Linked DNA regions of Homo sapiens: region 2 is linked to region 1. A link is a contact called in ENCODE Hi-C or POLR2A ChIA-PET data. All regions are on one chromosome and are shown on one strand. Each heading gives the region's core, a stretch centred on a gene start or an enhancer-like site at or near the end of the contact. The rest is flanking DNA. Distances are from core to core; before and after follow the strand shown. Region 1 holds the start of DYM-AS1 (DYM antisense RNA 1). Region 2 overlaps DYM (dymeclin).

Evidence for each region. Hi-C counts contacts between places; a loop is a spot of excess contacts on that map. ChIA-PET counts read pairs that join two places held with the same protein, here RNA polymerase II (POLR2A). Pooled maps may share reads with other maps.
Region 2: a map of endothelial cell of hepatic sinusoid shows a loop between it and region 1 (4-fold over the local background). The contact joins the enhancer-like site here to the promoter of DYM-AS1 in region 1. A Hi-C loop is called at or near these places in 2 of 168 maps with a recorded cell type or tissue (endothelial cell of hepatic sinusoid and heart right ventricle), 1 of 37 single-sample maps with no recorded cell type and 1 of 50 pooled maps. POLR2A ChIA-PET finds 5 or more read pairs at or near these places in 2 of 52 experiments (H1 and activated T-cell).

Annotation. Positions count from the first base shown.
Region 1 is chr18:49,020,821-49,025,500 of GRCh38, reverse strand. It overlaps DYM-AS1 (DYM antisense RNA 1), which reads right to left and starts at 1,798. Exons shown (of 5, transcript NR_148999.1): 1 at 1,762-1,798; 2 at 1,192-1,279. RefSeq lists an enhancer at 1-134.
Region 2 is chr18:49,070,315-49,074,994 of GRCh38, reverse strand. All of the region lies in intron 17 of DYM (dymeclin), which reads left to right. Among named protein-coding and RNA genes, the nearest start is that of MIR4744, 23 kb to the right of the region's middle. Within about 2 kb of position 2,379, at least 7 of the 41 ENCODE cell types and tissues checked have a DNase peak (open chromatin) inside an H3K27ac peak, as active enhancers do.

The DNA of each region.
Region 1 (4,680 bases), core at 549-3,048:
GAACAAATTTGTAACACTGGGATGCTAATGGATGACAGTCATGCTGTGTTCATGCAGGTATCTGTGTCTGGGCACCTTCGGAGGCTGTTGCTGATACAGCATCTTGGGAGGTGGGGTGGGGAGGTGTTTCTTAAAGGACCTCCAGATTTCCTTTTAGGTTCACTGCATGTTGCAAAGGACTGAACCTTCAGGAACTGGGGGAGGGGCTACAGAGCCAGCTGGCGAGGGGGTGTGGGCAGCCCTGAGGACCCCCTGTCTGGGGGGGTGGGGGTGGAAGGCACAGTTTCGTCTGAAACCACCCTTCACACACCCCCTTCTCCCAGCTCCACACGGAATCCGGGTGTATTCACGCGCTGAGGCCACCACGACAAAGTGCCACAAACAGGGCGGCTGAAACAACAGATGTGTATTTTCTGACCATTCTGGAAGCTGGATGTCCATAATCAGGGCATGGGCAGGGCTGGCTGCCCCTGAGGCCTCTTGGAGAGGCCTTGCCTGGCTCTTGGAGCAGCTGCCCTTAGTGGTGGGGCTTGCAGACGGCCACCTTCCTGCCGCGGCCTCGCACGGTTGCCCCTGGTCTGTGTCTTATCTGTGCCCTAATCTCCTCTTCTTTTAAGGACATCTGTCATGTTGGATCAGGGCCCACCGATATGGCCTCACTTTAACTTCACTACCTCTCTTTAAAAACCCCATCTCTGGGCCAGGCACAGTGACTCATGCCTGTAACCCCATTGCTTTGGGAGGCTGAGGCCAGGAGCTTGAGACGAGCCTGGGCGACATGGTGAAACCCCATATCTACAAAAAAATACAAAAATTAGCCAGGCATGGTGGTACCTACCCCTCATCCCAGCTACCAGGAAGTCCGCGGCAGGAGGATCTCTTGAGCCCAGGAGGTAGAGGCTGGGGAGGGCCGTATCATGTCACTGCACTCCGGCCTGGGGGACAGAGTGAGGCCCTGTCTCAAAAAAACAAAAACAAAACAAACCCATCTCCAACACAATCCCATTCTGAGGTACCAGGGGTTAGGACTTCAGTGGAGGAACTGGGGGGACATAATTTAGCCACAACACCAGACGCCTCTCATTACTTTGGTCTGACCCTCAGTGCTTCCCTGTTTAACCACGTTTCTTTGCTTTCCTCTTCTGTCAGGGGCCCTCCCCACTCCACACTCCCTGCCCAACATACACCCACCCATACACAGGATTGGGGGTCCGAGAGCAGCTCCTTTGCCATCCCCGCCAGCCTGAGCTTTCTTCTCACCCAGCAGAGCTGTCCATCCCTGAAGCAGAAACGTGGGGTCCACTGCTCCCAGGCAGCTCTCTCCCTGTGAACTCTGATTCTGCCTCCTCCTGGGGATGAAGGCCCCAGGGTTCCCCATCAGCCCTCCAGCCTGGCCTGATTTGTACAGCCCCTCCCTGGACCATCTCTCTGCGGCACCCCAGAGGCGGCTCAGTAGACCAGGTGACCAGGACAAGGGCCGCAGGAGGTTCGGGAGGAGAGGCAGGCCAGGGCCAGGGTGCTTTGGGCTGCCGAGGAGACGTCCCACAGGCCACCCAGGATGTGGTCTGCCCCGGGGACATGGATTTGGGGTCCTGTGCATGGGAGATAAGCATAAGCTAAGGTGGAGATCCTGGGGTACACCCACATTTAGGGGTGCTGGACAGAAGGGAGCTCCTTGGGGGGAACTGAGGCCCAGGCATGGAGGAGGAGGAAGGAACAGAAGGGAGAAGGGGTCATAGAAGCCAAGGGCCAGGGTATCACCGAGAAGGCTGGAATGGGGCTGAGAGGTGAAGAAAGGTCACGCAGAAATGAGCACAATGAATTCAGCCACCCAGAGGTGCCAGGCTCCGTGGTGACAGGAGTCTTTGTACAGGGTGGGCAGGAAGCAGGTGGCAGCTGTTTTGTTTATCAGTTACTGCATGACAAGTAACGCCAGAACTCAGCTGCTTCAAACAACCGTTTTCTTATGCACCCAGATTCTGTGGTTAGGAGATCGGACAGGGCGCAGAAGGGGCAGCTTGCCCCGTCCATGATGTCTAGGGCTCACTGGCAGGTCTCCAAAGCTGGAGCCAAAATGACCTGGACGTGAATGTCTTCCCTCAGGTCTTGGGGGGCGACGCTGGCTGTGGTCTGGGACTTCAGCCGGGGCTGTCAGCTGGAACCTGGCCTAGGGCCTGGGATTCCTCCCAGCATGGGACCTCACAGTAGCTGGACTTGGACGTGGTGGCTCAGGGCACCAAGCAAGTGTCCAGCACACCAAGCCAAGGCTCCATCACCATTCACTCCAGAGCCTGAAAAGAGGGAAGGCAGCATCATAGAGGGGCTGAAGAACATGGACCCCGGAGACAGACCACCTGGGTTCCAATCACACTCCAGCACGTACTGGCTGTGGGACCTCTCAGGGCCTCCATTTCCTTATCTATAAAATGGAGGTAATAATTGATGTTCACGCAAAGCTGTTACGAAGATTAAGCCCGTGCTGCAAGGTGGCGCCCTCAGAGCAGAGCCTGATGCATCCATGGTCCATGCCTCACAGGTGTGTGTTGCTGGAAGTGTTATCCCGAGGGGAGCTCCTAAGAGGCAAGGCATGGGCACGCCTGTGGGAGGGGAGGCGGGAGCCCAGGGAAGGGAGAGCCTGCAGCCTCGGGGGTGGGTGGTGCAGGCCTTCCAGGGGCCAGGGCAGCCTCCACGTGCAACGTCACATTTCATCTGTGCCTCAAAGTCCATATGGGGGAGATCCAGCTTGGGGACACCATGAGCAAGGGCTTGGTCAGCCCCAAATCAAGGCAGGTTCAGAGAATGGGAAGTGGCTCCACTCAGCTGAGGCCATGGCCAGTGGAGAGGGTGGCCCCAGCCCTGGCCCAGTGGGTCCTAGTTAGGGCTGTGATGATGATTTTGATATTTGAGAACATGTGGCAGGCCCAGCAAAGTGGTTTCAGGTCAGCTCTTCCATTCCAAGCCCATTCCCCTGCCCAACAGTCACTCCTTTACTTCACTGTTGCCATCCTTAAACAGGGCAGAGGCCGTGTGAGCCCATTAGGACACAGGTGTGAAATAACTCCCCAAGAGGCTGTGTGTAATCCCAGTACTTTGGGAGACCATGGCGGGAGGATCACTTGAGCCCAGGAGTTCAAGACCAACCTAAGCAACATAGTGAGATCTTGCCACTAAAAAGCATTTTAAAATCTAGCTGGGTGTGGTGGCACACACCTATATTTCCAGGAGGCTGAGGCGGGAGGATTGCTTGAGCCCAGGATGTCGAGGCTACAGTGGGCTATGATCATACCATTGTACTCCAGGCTAGGTGACAGAGCAAGACCCACCTCTTTTAAAAAAAAAAAAAAAAAAAGGCTGTGTGGACCCAAGTATGCATGCGTGTGCATGTATGTGTGTGTCTGCATGTGTGTGCACGTGCGTGTGTATGTGTCTGTGTGTAACAATCAGGGCCATCACGTTGTGGTCCAGCCAGCATGTCAAGTCTGTGTGTGGGGCGCCCTCTGCAGTTAAGCAGTGCACAACCCATGCAGCTGTACCTGGCAGCCCTGAGTGTGGACTGTGGGACCGTCTGCTAGGTAACCTCCCTGACGCCAGGCCCAGGCCCCGCCTCCCAGCCCCTCATGCCCTGCCTGCGGGAGCTACAAACCTGAGCTCACCACTCTACAGGCTCTTTTCCCTCTGGTGAGGCTGCTCCCTGGGTCTCTGGTCCTGGCATGCTCCTCCTGCAGATGCTGTGGGGACAGCAAGGTGTAGGGCGGTGTGACCTTGGCTCTGAGACTGGCTAGGCCCCTCCTCTGTTACCTGAGTCATGGAATTCTCCAGAAGTGGGCAGGGCTGAGCCCTGGAGCCAGGAGAGGTGAGGTCATGGGTTTTGTCTACCATGGGCCCTGCCATCAGGCAGGGAAGGGTGTGTCCCCTCCGTGGGGCGTGGCGGCTGAACCCAGGTTTCCCGGAGCTCCTGGCTTTGACCTAAGCCTGAGCGTCCCTCCCACAGGCCGGAGCTCTCTCGTTGGTGCTGCACCTCCATCCGGGGCTACATGTCCCCTCCACCTTTCTCACCCAACACTGGACGGCAGGGAAGCCCTGTGAGGGAAGAGGGGGTGAGTTAGGGCCCCTGGGGGCTGCGTGCTGCAGATGGAGGTGGGGGACCACACTAGCTGTGCGCTTTGCCTGGAGAGGTGGGGATGGGATGTCCTGGTGAAGGGCTAGAGGGGTAGCCAGGGCCCAGCTGTGGCAGTGGGGGCAGTGGCACTGGACTCCAGTGTGGTGACCATGCCGGCCCTGGAGGGGTCTGAGCCGGGGCATGGCTTGGCAAAGGTCATGGTGGAACTGGACAGCTGTGTGGGAGCGGAGGGGAGGCCAGGGTAGGCAGGGCCCTCACAGGCAATTGCAGCCAGGCCCTGACGACTGCAAGGGTTCCCATGCGGGATCCGGGACCCACACTGGACGAGCCCCCTGCCACTCTCCACACACTTCACCCAGTCTCAGTCACTCTCCCACCAGCTCCGAAACAGAGGGGAAACTGAGGCCTCAGGAGGTAGCTCTGGGCCCCAGCTCACACAGGGACTGCAGGGGCTTGGACCCAGCTTCCCCAGCTCCAGAGCCAGCGCCTCTTTCCCCTTGCCCGCCACGCGGCCGCCTCTGTCCGTGCTGGTGGGATTTGATTCCAGGTGATGGCCTCAG
Region 2 (4,680 bases), core at 1,130-3,629, 49 kb before region 1:
TCCTCAGGACTCTGTGAGTCCATTGCATCCAGCCTTTTCCATAGTAGTCTCAACATTAGTGAACTTTTAAGCCTTCTCTGTCTTCTGTGCAACTCCTACCCACATCTGGCTTCTGAATTTGAGACGATCTGAAAGCAACCACATTCAAAAGAAAACAGAAAAACATTTTAGTTCTCTTGGAACTTACTGTATAAGAAACTCATGTGCTTTGCGGAATATTTACAAGTAACGGTTCTTCAGATTAAGTAGAGGTCTCAGCTTTGCTTTTGGCCGTTAAACTCGGTAGTCATTTGTAGCTCTGTTCTACAAAGCACAGATGAGTATCCTCTAAATAACTCAGCTTTCATGTTATGAAGCAGACTAATTCTCATACCACAGGTAATGAGCCCTAGTTTTGAATCAAACGTTTTGATTTTTCCAGTTTGGCTTATTTTCTGAATTTAAAAGTACCATGCACAATTATATGTAGACAATTAAAGTTTGAAATGGTTCCTAAGCACAATACAGTTATCTCTCTGTATCCATGGGAGATTGGTTCCAGGACCCCACCCCCAAAACACCCGCCATAGATACCAAAATCCACAGATGCTCAAGTCCATAATATAAAATAGTGTATTTGTATATAACCTGTGTACATCCTCCTGTATACTTTAAATCATCTCTAGATTACTTACAATACCTAATATAATGTAAATGCCATATAAGTAGTTGTTATACTGTATCATTTAGGGATAATGGCAAGAAAAAACAGTCTGTAATGTTCAGTGCAGATGCAACTATCCTTGTTTTTTCCTCAGAATATTTTAAATCCATGGTTGGTTGAATCCAGGGATGCGAAACCTATGGATACAGAGAGCCAACTGTGTAAATTTAGTTTTGCTTTTTATTTATAAGCTGTGGAGGCCAAAAGAACCTAGCTGTTAAAGTGGTCATCTTTTTCAATTCATATGACTGATCAGAATCACAACTCGGATAGTTTTAAAATAAGCTGGGAGACTCCCTTTCCCTTCCATCTTAACGTTTTGATACCAAATTATTTTACCTTAATAAAGCGAGTGTAACACTGCCTCCCTATAGTGAATGCACAGACTTCTCTACTTATCCTGGGCCTGGACACAACCCAACTCAGTGTCACCAAGAATCCAAAATTGAAGTCAAAAAAAGAATGTGTCTTGTGGTTCCAAAACCATGGAAGAAGAAAAAATGGATTAAATGGTTAAAGAGGAAGCTTAGGGCTCATTGGCATTCCCCCATTCCTTGTTTTAGACGTGGTTATTATCGGTGGGTGAAATTAGCCTCAGCCTCTCTGTAGACCTCCAGCATGTCCTTGTTGCTGCTGTGACGTGGGTTTGCAGGGTGAATTTAATCAACTCCAGGCTTCCTTACTGCCAGGCCAAGGCTGCCAGCCTCTTGAAAGCTCACTCGTTTCAGATTTTGTTTTTTTGGGTTTTCTAATTTTTTCTAATTGAGGGCCTGAAGCCATTATTTAAGACTTTTCCAAACTTCTCTTGCCTTCAAGTGTTCATTTGACTATTTTATGGGGGTGGGGGGAGGTGGTATTGTTTGTGTTTTCTAAGCAAACCAAAATTACATATTTTTTAATCTGTCAAGTTAACCTTTGACAAAAGTTTACCTTAATTCAGTAAACATATTTGTACTTTGGCCAATTCTGAATTAACTTGAAAAGTGTTAAGATATTTTTAAATTTTTAGGCATAAATATAGCACATATAGAGTTATGAGAATTGCCTTTTAGTTTACTTAAACATAAAGATACTCATTTCAAGTTTAAAATGTAAATGATCTTGTGACGAATGAGGCTATTCACATTTCAGATGAACTTGTTTCAATACTTTGAGGCACTTTCTATTTGTCATAACTTCCCTGAGATTGAGTCACTATGTTTTACTCTTATTTATCCACGTATGTGTTCATTTTTATACATTACATTTTCCCAACTCTAAATCAAAACTGAATGCCAAGGATATTTTGTTTTTGGTTGGACGAGGGGAGTTACATTTAAATGAGAAGACTATTAAACCTGCTCTTCTGAAATAATTTTAATAGGCATATGTTTCCAGCCCTGCAGGTTTAAGAGCCTAGTCTAATGGAAGGGGCACACGATAGCAATGTCCTTTCTTAAAGGGATATCACATGTTTGTGAAGCCCTATCAGTTGTGCTTCAGCAAGGGCTCTAAATGGAGTCTGGCAGCTCTCCTATTTGCACGGCGCTGTCTGTCTCAGCAATGATAAGCAAAGACAGGCTGACTCCTTCAAGGAGCCTTTCATAAAGTCTCAGCTCTCAAACGTTCCGAAACTCACTGGTGGACTTTCCCCTGTGGACCATTCATTTATCAGGAAATGAAATTGGTTACAGGGTTTCTCACGTTGCCAAACCTCACTGACGAAATCTGGTTTCTTCCAAAGTTCAGGAAAAGCATTTACTCTATTTTGCTGTTCACTACTTCTTGTCTTTGTGGGAACCACAGTCAATACAAGGGTTTGAGAACTCCACAGGGGAAAGGTTGGAGTGGGAGGTGGCCAGGGAGTGAGTCTGGGGGCTACTTTCATAGATATCAAATCCCATCCCTTTTGAATGGGATTTTTTTTTTATGTTGGCATTTTCGTCTTTCAAACTACAGTGTCAGTTTCACAGGAGTGATTTTTTCCACTTCAAAAATGAAATCCTTTAAACATGACACGAATCACCTTATTGGCAGCATAGCTTTGTAACTTAGACCAGAGATCATTGTTTAAACTTCGTGAAACTAGAAGGAACAAAAATAAAGAGAAACATGTAGTTGTATGGCACAGAGAATGTTTGGATAAGTGAAGGTTAAATTATTACAAAGTATGTAATCTAGTTCATATGTTTAAGGAATGGAACTAGGCTAAATTATCTAAAATATTCTGACGTACTGAATCATTTCATTTTGTAAAACAAAATCTGACTAGCAGGGCATTCTGTTGTAGGCCAGTCTGTTGAGTGCAGTGTGCAACCTCCTGTGTTTGGAATTAGCAGGCCCAGGGGTAAGGCGCAGCGTGCATGTGGCAGTTATTATGGCTGTGGAAGTGGTTGCTAGCTAATTGATAGCAGTAGCAGTAGAAACAACCTTATTTAATTTTCAATAGTCCCTATGACAAGACGCTATACATGGGATCCTTTGTAGTCTTACCATTATTGTCCTTTCTCTCCCTGCCATTAAATATATGGTAGTTAATATATACACTTGATGATATTAAGAAATGAATTCCTTTTACTCTTTTTTCCCCCTTTGGAGCGGCTTCACATTTGACTTCTAACCCTGATTATTTTAGGCCCCCAAGTAAGTAGTGATTTACTATCAGTGAGCCTGTTACCCTTGACTGTTGTAGCTCCGATTTGCTAAAAATGTACTTGTGGTCACAAAGCCACCTCTTAGCCTATGCTGGCTGGTGGTTTTGCTCATAATCTGAACCCCAAAGAGACACACTGGTTCCATAAAGGGAAAATGAATGAATCGTCTTCTCTGTTCATCACGGGGAGATAAGCTTTTGTGAACTTGAATTGCCTTTAGAGCATTGTGTCCGTGGTTTCAATTGTATCACAGAATGTTACACAGACTGAAGTTAAGTGGTTACTTTTTGTCAGGGGTTATCTTATTTTTCTCCATTCAGTTTAACATGTGTACTGCAAAAGACAGTATTTTTGGAAATGAAGGCATAGTCTTTCATTTAAACATGCATCAGAGGGATTTCACTAATGAAAGCATTCAAATCATGTGCCTAGTTCTTGTTTCTAGCAGCCTCTGCCATTAAATAAATATCAGTCTTATCAAATTCATGCATTCAACATTTTTCCTGTTGATACAGGCATGAAAAATAAAAGCAGGTAGGCACTATAAAAGATTTGCCTTCATCTTTGGTGATCTGTATCCCAGCCCTAACCTACAGGAACTGAAAATGAAAAATCAGTGATTATTTTTGTCCTTTATAAATGGTCTGCACATTCCACCATACAGCCTCTCATTGCTAACAGTCCCTATTGAAGAGAAAACACCAAACCCAATATTGAGAGTTTTTCAAATCAGGGCACAATGGGGTATAAGGAACCATGTGGACTCTTGATCATTATATTTATTTATGGTGTTCTCACAGTCTTTAGGCCTCTGAGTCTTTGAATAAATATCTCCAACATCCAGCGGCTAACATTCCTTTTCCTACAAAGCTACTATTTGCAATAGAGATTTTCTTGTCTTTCATTTATTTGTTCAACTAGTATTGATTGAGCAACTCCTGCCTGCACAGCACTCTGCTAGTGGTTGTCCCTTAAAGAACCTTACTGTTTAGGGGGGCACAGTTTCTAAAGTAGCATTCAAAGAAACGGCTTCTCTACTCCCTTCCTTTTCAAATGTGAGGAACTTAAGAAAATTAGAGAACACAAATGGGCAAAGGGGGCTTGGGAGGCAAAAGAAGACTGTTCACACTCAGAGGACTTTGAGCTGCAGTGGTTTCCTTGAGTGTGAAATGAAGAATGGCCGTGGACAGAATGCAGATTCTGAAGCACATAAGTGGAGAGGCAGGTGGGATGCTGGAGGGCTGAGAGTGAGTCCCCAGTCCTGCAGTCTGGGGCAAGTTATTTCACCTTCACTGTGCATCAGTTTCTCACCTCAAGGACAGGTCTAACTCATCACCTTACCTA